2 separate regions of the Homo sapiens genome follow, and region 2 is linked to region 1. Evidence: chromatin loops called from intact Hi-C (ENCODE). Cell type or tissue: heart right ventricle. All regions are shown on one strand. Links, peaks and the distances in the headings refer to the core of each region. The heading gives the core; the rest is flanking DNA. Region 1 overlaps LINC02615 (long intergenic non-protein coding RNA 2615). Region 2 has its middle 65 kb from the start of LINC03140.

What was found. Peaks named below come from ENCODE experiments on the same cell type or tissue, not always from the same donor. Only the 100,000 strongest peaks of a DNase experiment are listed, where the experiment ranks them.
Region 2: it touches region 1 in a loop (2.3-fold over the local background); 7 of 110 quality-filtered maps call a loop at or near these places.

The regions. Positions count from the first base shown.
Region 1 is chr4:128,452,268-128,457,648 of GRCh38, forward strand. The region is part of intron 1 of LINC02615 (long intergenic non-protein coding RNA 2615); the gene reads left to right. Among named protein-coding and RNA genes, the nearest start is that of LINC02615, 27 kb to the left of the region's middle. In heart right ventricle, for the core only: CTCF peaks have their summits at 2,170 (motif pointing right) and 2,373; DNase peaks (open chromatin) are centred at 2,204 and 2,946.
Region 2 is chr4:128,632,364-128,637,744 of GRCh38, forward strand. No RefSeq gene overlaps it. Among named protein-coding and RNA genes, the nearest start is that of LINC03140, 65 kb to the left of the region's middle. In heart right ventricle, for the core only: no CTCF peak of the experiment used is centred there; DNase peaks (open chromatin) are centred at 2,998 and 3,940; H3K4me3 peaks cover 449 bases; H3K27ac peaks cover 2,392 bases.

The DNA of each region.
Region 1 (5,381 bases), core at 190-5,189:
CACGTTAAACACACATTGAGTACCTGCCATAGGCATTAGCAAGGCTCATCATTGTATTGCTGGTGAGATCATGTACAAAAATAATTTTGCAAATTGAAAAATACACATAAATATAAAAGAATTTTTTAAATTGTTTGTGCTGCTTCCTTAACTCAGGGAAGCCTACAAGGTGCCAAGTTCTGTGGTAAGTGCTTCTTAAAATGTTACTTAATCCTTCTCACAACTGCTCTGAAAAGCAAGGTCAGAGCTCCTGGTTGCTGGTGGTTCAAAAAGGGTTCATTTCTGTCTGCTGAGAGGGCTCTGCGATCTGTGAGTTCGTGGTGGCCAAACATAGGGAGACTTCCAAGTGAAACCCTCGTTGATGACATAGTGAAACTGTGAGTTTATTGAAGTGGGAATACACCCCCTCCTAACTTACCCCACACAGAAACAGATCTGTGCAAACATGCTTGTCCTTTTTAGGATGATACAATAACTTTTGAGATAATGGAAGATACTCTGGAATCTTGGAAGTCAGTGAGAGGAACTACTGGCATAGTAGTTCTTGACTAACAGAAAGGCAGGAGTTCTCACAGACTAGGGTTAGCTGAGAGACAGTGATTTGGCCATCTCCAACCTATGCAATTACTCAGGGGCCAAAGGAAAGACAAGCCCAGTTTAATAAAACCCAACAGCAGGGATGTAGAGAATCAATAAATGTTGGTTGATGTCCACAGGGCAGCTTGGAAGCAACTGGAAGACCTTTTACAGCTGGTTATTTTTGAACAACAATCTAAGATGTATAAAAGCAGAAATAAAAATAACTGAAGAAAGGAGCCCTGACTTGCTGCCTTGAAATCATGAGTGTGCTGTGGTTGATTTGTAGCTTTTTGCAGTATGGTCAAGATGACCCCTGATTCAATACCTCCTTTTCCTACCACCTGCCTCCCCTGGGTGGGGGAGGGGAAAACCGTGCTAAAATATTCTATAGAACCAGTACTCTAAGAAGCAGCCTCTATAGCAACCAAGCAGGTAGGAGGTAGCTGCTGTAGTTTCTATCTTTTACCTTTTTCCTCCAAATATCCAGATTTCTAAGGGGTGAGAAAACACAAACACCAAAAACATCATTGGAATTTTGGATTAAAGACAAGACAGCTATCTGTCTTGTCTCATTTTTGATACACCAGCTGATAATTGGGCTATATCTGAGTCTAAAAATAACACATAGTACATTAAAATAATATTCCTTGGCTACAATTCCAAAGTGGTATTCTGGGATTTCTGTGCATTAATCCTGTAACAATAACAGGATTTGGGCTTTTAACTCCCCTGGTGTAGCTTTGAAAATCTAGCCTAAAGCAGCTAATGTTGCCGTTTAAATCATCCTCTCACTATCCTTAGGGAAATGTGGAGATTAAAAAAATGACAGCCCAACTGCTCAAATGACCTATACCTGGGAGAATAAGAGAAACAACCTATTTCCTCTCAGGAACTGGGCCGATCAATATAAATATTTCAAAAGGACCATCATGCAATAAAGGCCTTGGAATTTGTATCCTACATCAGAGCACCCTAGATATTTCCAACATAGACCTATCAGGTTTTCCACAAGGGAGGGAGACATTGTAACAGTTGAATAACTGGAACTGAACTGGGTTGCACGTGTGTGAGCCTCTGTGTGTGTGTGTGTGTGTGTTTGTGTGTTTAGGAAAGGAAGGGAAAGGAGGCCATTATTATTGTGTATGTTTCTGGTAAACATTCTTTTTTTCCCCTACTGAAACTTGGGCGTATCCCAGAAATTAGGTGCTGTTAATCGTGTCAGCTAAAAAAAAAAAAAAAAAAAAAAAAAAAGCATGTTCTAAAATATGCACACAGTTCTAAATTGAAGCTCTAAATAGCTTTAAATTGAAGTGGCAGGAGTTTTTCAATGATACCATTAATTGCATTTCATTAATTGGGAAAAAGAGCTTTTGTGTAGCTGTGGTTATGATGGGCTGGATTTAATCAGTGTAGGTACCACTAACAGGCTGGCACTGCTTTCGGCCTGCAATGCCTTTGAAATTCTAAAATGGAAAAGGAGGCCAACACACTGAGCAATTATTTCAGAACAGATTGCCCGTTAACATTTCATAATATCACCGAAATACATCCTTTCTGGGACAGAGACTTGCTTTGGCTATGAACATCCAAGAGGTGGCAGCACCCCATGCTCCGTTGGCTTTCTGCATCCCTCCAGATGAGAGCTCACCGCAGAGGTCTCATCATTGCGTCACCTGAAAGCCAGTTAGGAGGGCGGAGGTGGGGGGGAGGTGATGGAGGGAAGAGGTAGCGTTTTGTATTTCAGTTCTTCTGGAAGAGTTCAGGAAACAGCTGCATGGATTGTTTTAAATGGACTTGAAAAGGTTTTTCTTTTCTTTTCCTCCCTGAAATCTACTGCCCTGTGCAGTATCTCTCTATGAAGACCACATGAGTGCACTTACGTGTTCTCTGATTCACTCCCTGAGGGAGGAAGGAAGAGTTTCAATTGCCTGGGATCCCCTGAGACCTCATTTTCAATTCTCTGCACTTGTCTTTTATAAACACAGGAAGGTGGGATGAAGACGGCATTATTGACAATTATTTTTTGAGCATGTATGTGGGCAGGGCACTGACCACATCATCAAGAATGTGACACAGTCGGCTGCTAGGATAATTCTCTTCTTCCCTAACTGTTCCTCCAGGTCCCCCATACACATAGAAATCTCATGCTAAAAATATTTTACACAACAAATAGCTGTTGAGATCGCATCAAACCCTGAACAATAAGGAGCAATATAACCTTACGTGCTAGGTGTCATGTGCCTGATATGAGAAGCATCTGGTGACATGGGTGAAGGAGTGTCAGGGCTGGTCTAGCCTGGCCACTGTCCAACTATCTGTGGAAACTGGCCCTCGTCATGCTAGGAAGTGTGAGGGCAAGAGCTGGAATACACTGAGGCAGCCTTGCTGTTGGGGGTTATTGGCAGCTGTTGGGGGTTAGAGACAGGACTCTCATGGGTAAGTAGTGTGCAAAATGCCACAGGAGGCTGGAGCTGGGCTCAGCAACAGTCTAGGGTCCAGCACAGCTCAGCTGTGGGCCTATCCCCATCCTATCCAGCACAGGGACTTGGCCTCTGTGTACACCACTACGGCTGCTTGGCCTCACCTTCAACTCTGTGTACCTTTTCCTTAACTCATTTCTTCAGCTTAGTCTTGACCTTGACACCCTCATACCCTCTGTCCCATAGCTTTCCTACATGGCACCTGCTCTCTGGGTACATCTTTTTAGCTTCTGGTCCCACTAACAATTCAGAGACTATTTTCCCTGTATTTCCTGGTTAATTTTGAGGGAAGTGTGGAGGGGGAAGGGAAGGAGGAAGGGAAGAGAGACTCATTGGCTGAGTTAATTGCATTCTTCCTGTCTGGACAGAGCTTTGGAGGCCAGGCCATCTCCCAGGGGATGAGTTAGGCTCTGCTTGGCCACCTTTGAGTCACTTTTAGACCTGTGCAGGGCTGTCCCCCAGCCTGGGCTATGGGCATGGTTGTTCCCTTCAGGAGGACCGTGGATGTGGTAGACACCAAATTTGACATATTGTCCCTTTCCCCATACAAAGGAAGGCTCAACGATGCTGGATATCCTGCTGTCAGGGTACTACCCTGGTGAGTTGCTCAGACTCTAGGAAGAGAGAAAGGAACCTCTTTTCTTCTTTACAAGAAAGCAGTCATGAAGCTTGGAGAATACACATAAGAGTGATAATTTACACTCAATCTTCAATGATTCCAGAAACTTGGGGAAAGAGGTACAGATCCTTCATTTGAACCATGATGCCATGTATTTTGCATAGCGCAGCTTGGTTTGGACTAGGCTGAGGGAGGGGAGTGGCTGAGTTAGATACCAGTCTCCTTGTTATAGTCAAGTCTTCCTTAATAAGGTCTCAAGCTTGCATTTTAATCCAAAGACAGATTCTCGAGTGCTACCTCTTGGTGCTACTTCTAGGCGCCATGACATATTCAGCAATGAGCTCCTCACCTGTTGCCCAGTGCATTGGCAGCATCCCTGGTTGATGCAGCCAAGCCATCTGGAGCAGGGCAAGGGGGGCACACGGGGTATGAAAGCCAGATAGCTGCCAGATGCTGCAGTTTCTTGGCTGTGGCCTTGGCCTTCCTCTAGTCCTTTCACTATTATGCTGAGGGCATGTGGCAAAACAAGGCAGGCCCCACGGGCAGCTTATTTGCTTTTGGCTACTTCCAGTTGAGCCACCAAGAACTTGAGGAGCTTTTTCTTCTTCAGCTATTTTTCTTGAGAGCCTGAACATCCCCTCCATCTCTTCCACTTGTAGCGCTTGTAGTCAGCCTCAGCCATAAGCCACTGACAAGAGTGTATTAACTGCAGATGTGAGGATGAAGCAAGGGCAAACTATGGTTAGTTTTCAGAGGTGACTGAGCCCCTTCAACATATAGATAGGGATTTCCATATATGGTGAATTTTGTCACTAAGTGCTTGGCTTTGTGGCATCCTATTTACCAGTATTTGAAGCTTTTATTTAACAGTTTTATTATGTGGTTCTCTCTGGTGTTGAGTTTGAGCTCACTAATTAGATCATTAAGTTCCTTGAAAGAAAGACAGGGCTTCTATACTCCTAAGCATTTCCTGCAATGTGTAACACAGCACTGTCATTGTACAAGGAATTGGCACTCAATGGGTGTTTGTTAAATTGATTTGACCCAATCTCAATTTCATGTTCAGCTCAGGAGATTTCTTATTAAGTTCTAAGGAGTTTAGATCCTTTCTGGTCATCTATACCTGAAGGTATAAATTCATTTTGACCAATTTTCCAACTTTAATTTTCTCTTGTGCACTTCAGGAAGAACAGCACCCCAGACATGACTTTTTCAGGGACTTGGAATTCCAGATTTCCCCTGGGATTCAAGGCATCTGGGAGTTTGACTTCCTATTTTTTACTTTTCATCTCTGTCCTCTTGAAGTTAAGCATGGTGATGTGACTTACTTTGGCTAATGAAATATCAGATGTAATGTGTGTTAGCCTCCTCTGCCAAATTAATCTCCTTTCCTAGAAGGATAGGTGAAGTTATGCAGTGGTAACAACAGCTTCCAAAACTTAGTCGAGATTCTGTTTGACAGAGTGACTCAGGGACCCAATTGACAGACAGTCTGTCATCTCAGTGTGTGCTGCCGGGATCACTGTGGCAGGGGAAGCTGGCATGGATAATCGTTCACCAACTCTTAGCTAACTCTTCCACCCTGAAGTGACACACATTACAACAGATAGTTCATTCAAGAGGATGGAGAAGTGCAGTCCTTTCCTGGCTCTGGAAAGAACCAAGAGCCAAAAATACTTGTGACCTCTGTAGAACTGACCACA
Region 2 (5,381 bases), core at 306-5,305, 180 kb after region 1:
ATCTTTAAGGCTTTTAGATTTAGCCCTATAAAGTACTATTATCATTGTATGTTTACCCATCTTCAGTTTCCCATAACAAAATATTCAAATTTGTCTGTAAATATGTAGAGGGTAGAAAAGGTGAATTCTTCTTGTAGAAAGAGCATTAACCGGAGCATTGCACTTCTTGTTGGGAATTAGTGCAGCAATTTTTCTGTAGATAAAAGAACCTCTTATCTTATGAAGAGCTGCATTAATTACAGCCTGAAATTCTGTTTCACGCATCCTCTTTCAGAGCCAAGGAGAGAGCAGAGAAAATGTGTGCTGTTGGAAATTTGTACTTCCATTTTCTTTTTCTTCTTGGAAAATAGCTTTTCTGAAAGGTAAATAGTACACAAATGCCATGAGTTTAGGTGGAACACAGTGCCAAAGCAATACTAATTGTTCCAACAACAGCAGCAGCTATAACTTTAAAACCAAAAAACAAATTCCAGTGTTATGAGTAACTTTGCTGATCATAATAAAAGAAGATGAAATTTAATGTCAATAGCAGTGTGAGTGTAGGAGGTAATTCTATTTCATTTTCTTTTCAAACAAAACAGAAATAGAACATGGTTATACAAGCGAATAAAAAAACCCAGGTAGTAAATGGTAGAGAGATATCTTCAATCTATATTGAAGCCAAAAGCTTTGGTTTTAGAGCTATAAAAAGCAGTTTTCACTTTCTAGAATCTATATTAAGAGCTATAGTTCTTATTTGTTCCCATTATCTTTATTGGGTGTTGGTGTCCAACAAAATAAATGGATATATAGGAGGAAAGTGAGAATAATCTATTGAGAAGACATTCACTATGACAGAAATACTATTGTACATGCAAAATTTACCAACACTTACTTCCTGTTTTCTTCGCACCTCTTCATGAACTTTGTTCTCTTTCTTATTCACCATAACCTTGCCCAAGCTTTGTTCAATGATTGCTTTCAAAGTTTGCATGCATGCAAGCCTGCTATATAGTGGTACTGCCTATCTCCTCAGGGTTGGGGAAAAGATTCTTTCCTTATTTATTTATGTGCCTATAAAGAAAGTCAGGATATTTTTTTTTTTTTTGAGACAGAGTCTTGCCCTGTCCCCCAGGCTGGTGCGATCTCGGCTCACTGCAACCTCTGCCTCCTGGGTTCAAGCGATTCTCCTGCCTCAGCCTCCCGAGAAGCTGGGACTACAGGCATGCGCCACCATGGCCAGCTAATTTTTGTATTTTTGATAGAGACAGGGTTTCACAATGTTGGCCAGGATGGTCTCGATATCTTGACCTCGTGATCTACCCGCCTCGGCCTCCCAAAGTTCTGGGATTACAGGTGTGAGCCACCGGCCAGGATATTCTTATACATTGTTTCTATAGATCACATTCTCCAGACCACATCAAGGAAAAGCATCGGGTCAAGTGGAATACCTAGAAGATGTTAAGGAATTAAAAATAGTTGCAGGCAAGCCTAATTCTACCAGGGAATTAACAATTACTATTCTGTAAAAATTCTGAGATAATTAAGCATGTTGAATTTGTTAAAATAACTGAAACCAATATGGAATTGAGTTTCTTCAAAGTAAAGCCAATTGTCCTTTGATGCTCAGAATGAGTTCACATTTACAAATGGTGTTGCCTGGTATAGTAGAAAGAACCCAACAAACCTAGGTTTGAATTTCCTATCTGTCACTGATTGGCTGGTGACCTTGGCCCAGTACCCTCCCGAGATTCAGTACTTCTCCACAATGGGAAAAATGATACTTACCTTGCAGGGCTATCAATAAGGATACAGCTGTTGTATAAAGTGTCTAGAAGAGGGCCTTTCACAGGCTCAAAAATAAGTTGCTTTTGTTGTTGTTGTCACTAATCACCTTGGCACACTACTTTTCCATCAAATGCCTCTAATACTATGATGAATAGGAAGACCCTTTTGAACTACAAATAACACATAAAATAATAAAAATGCCTTAAATTCAGAGACCACTTTTGATTCAAAGTACTCAAAACACTTTTCTGTTTCTTGTCTGGTGAGCTCTGTTAAGGGAAAGGAATAATATTTCAGAGAACATGAGAACGTACCCATGCAGGTACAGGAATTTGACAGGACATCACTGTCTGGCAACAGTTGGCTGTGCCACTTTCACCAGCCAGTTCAGGCTGAGTGAAGGCACAAAACAAAATGGCACTATGAGGAAAGTGGACAAAAGGAAACAGGGGGCAAACCCTTCACGATTTAGGCCACCAGAGATGTCTCAAATAATCTTGTCCAGGCTGGGCACGGTGGCTAACACCTGTAATCCCAGCACTTTGGGAGGCTGAGGCAGATGGATCACCTGAGGTCAGGAGTTTGAGACCAGCCTGGCCAACGTGGTGAAACCCCATCTCTACTAAAAATACAAAAATTAGCTCGGTGTGGTGGCGGGCACCTGTAATCCCGGCTACTCAGGAGGCTGAGGCAGGAGAATCGCTTGAACCCGGGAGGCAGAGGTTGTAGTGAGTTGAGATCACACCACTGCACTCCAGTCTGGGCAACAAGAGCGAAACTCCGTCTCAAAAATAAAATAATAAAATAAAATAAAATCTTGTCCGGTATACCAAAGGCAAATCAATTCACATCACCTAAAAAATTACTTACAGAAATTTGGAAAAATGAGCAATTTAGACAAAAGCAAAGAATTGAGGCAAAGATCTGGGCTCCTCTGACAAAAATCATTTTAAAAAATTTTGTCCAGAATTAGCCCAGTCATTGCTTCCATTCTCAGCTTTTCACAAGCTGTAGAAATAGAGCCAAACTTAGTTCCTTCAGGTTTCTTGTTGGCTGCAAAATGATATGAGGCCTTTCATCTCCTCCCTGATGTTGCAATCCTTTCTCTTTGCGACTGCCTCATCCACCACCTGCCTCACGCCAACACTTTGCCTACTATTTTCTCCTCTGTCCCTCCTTCCCGTGTGGCCATTTGGCCCGCTGGCCGGGCAGCAGGCGGGCTGTCACGTGACCGAATCCCAGCGGCTTTGCAGCACCCACGTCCGAGTTTTCCATGACGCACCTGCTGCCGTCACGTTGGCTCCCATGTAAATAAATGGTCAAATCTTTTCCAAAAGTGGTTTTGACAAAGAACGGCTTAAACCGCCAAAGATGTTGACAAATGGGCTGTTATCTAGGAGAGTGAGTAAAGCAACCCATTTGAACGACAAGAACAGATAAGGCCCAACTCTTTGTCTCCTTTCCTCTTTTACATTGATATTCCCGGGGAGACAAAGGGGAAGAAGAAAAGGAAAGAAAGGCAGATCTTTAGCACTGGCTGTCCCAGAGTTGATTAGGATGCTGATCTGTGTGGCAGGCTTCTAGGTTCTCACCCAACTTCTTGGCTGCTATTCAAAGGATTTAACAGTGCTCTTTGTAAATAGTGGTGTACAAAGCCCAACTAAAAATAGTACATTTCCAGGGTCTGAATCGGGTGAGTGGAATGAGTGGCAATGGCTGTATTGTACAAGACAGATTACAAGCAAGTTACTTGATGGTACTTTATATGCAGGGTTATTCACATGCTTCATCTGGTTTGGTTAAATAATGCAAACACATTTACCAACGTACATGATCGTTTTGTTTATTTATGCTCTGGAGAGCTTGTGTGTGTTTATGACAGACAAATGTACATGTTCTATTTTCTGACAATCAAACAAAGCTCTCCCTGATGAGGTAAATAGCTGAGTTAAATAGTGGAGTGAGGGCTCCTGAGAATCGCTGATGTGACACCATGGTGGTTGTTAATGACAGGTTTCCTGCTGCGCTTGCTGCCCTGAAGGATTTTTGCTGAAGGTGGGAATCAACAAGAGGCTCTGACAACTAGTGAGACTGCTAGTTCTGGCTGAAATCTCTCTGTGAACCATGAGTGTGAAAGCTTCTTCCTCACTAGGAGTTTTTCAGGATGAGAGCAACTGCATGTGTGCTTCCTTCCCCTCACCCCTGAGGCTGAGCTGTGTTGGGTGGGGAGGTGAGGTTCTCATCCTTAGGCCAGAACAGATGTTGCCTGTGCAGGCTGTGGAAACAAGGAGTCACCAGGACCTCTCAAATAAGATTCAGACTCAGGGAGAAGCCTAAAGAAATGAAGTAAGACCATTATTTTCCCAGACGAAGATACTAGGAAAGTGTTTTGCAGTCTTTTGAAAGCCAAAGCTACCCCCTCCTAATGTTTTCAACCGTAAGCAGTGGTTATTCCTGTATATTTTGAGGTGAGAGATTGTCTCATACCAAAATATAATATATTTTCTATGTAAGTAATTGTCTCTCAGGCAGTTTGGAGACTCTCTTATTTAATACAGTGTGGAAACCCTTGGGTGAAGCCCTTGGTCATTCTGGCAGGTCGATTTCCTCTTCGAAGATGGGGACTGAGAACAGGGACCGCTCTGGAAGGAGCTGGGCCAGGAAAAACATTATAGAGGATTCAAGAAACCCAGCCTGTGAATTTGGCAAACATTTATCCTACCCAAATTTCATGGGTTTAAATGGATGCATCTTGGGTGAATTGGGTCTGACAGCCTAGACTCTGTACACGTTGGCACTTGTCACTCTTCTGCATATGCTGCATGACTTTGGGAAAGTCACAGAAACTCTTTGACCCCCCAGTTTCCTCATCTGTAAAACAGGGAGAATAATGCCTACCTCATTAAGCAGATTGTTGTGAGGACTCAATTAGGCAATGTAAGTAAGGCGCTTGTCACATGGTCAAATAGATCCATTATAATGACAATGAGAGGCTATTAGACAGCATTCCTGGGCATAGCCTCTCACCTGCTTAATGACATCCTAGTGTCTCTCAAAATTGGTATCATCTCACATGTTGAACACTATGCAAATGTCTGATTCCTTTTGAGTATTGCCACCATCATCATTCTTATTATCTCTGAATGTTGAAGAATGAACACTCCAAAAAGCATTTAATGACAATTCCCATGACCTGTCATTCCCTTCTTTATCAACAAGGATGTCATAATTAGGGTTAATTTCTCTTTGAAGCTGTCTCAGAAGATAACATAAGCCATTATTTTGACCATTCTGGAATTTCCTGGCTTTTATTTCTTATGCTAAGGAATTAGAATTTTTCTTCACTAAGGTAGATTTTTGCTTACATCCCTAAAGAGCCAGGAGAGGAACAAATTTCACCTCTTGTTTGAAACTGAATTTTCGAGCCAATGAAAGACTATAACTGAATAGGCTTCTCTTTGGACACATCCTCAGGCATGAGTAAAATGAGTTCTGAAAGACCTGATGTAGTTTGGATATGTGAAGAGCCAAATGGCTTTTTCAAAGCCATGGTCATGGCACAAAACCCCACCATGTTTGTAAAGACAGCAAGGGCATGTGAGAGACGAGGTAGC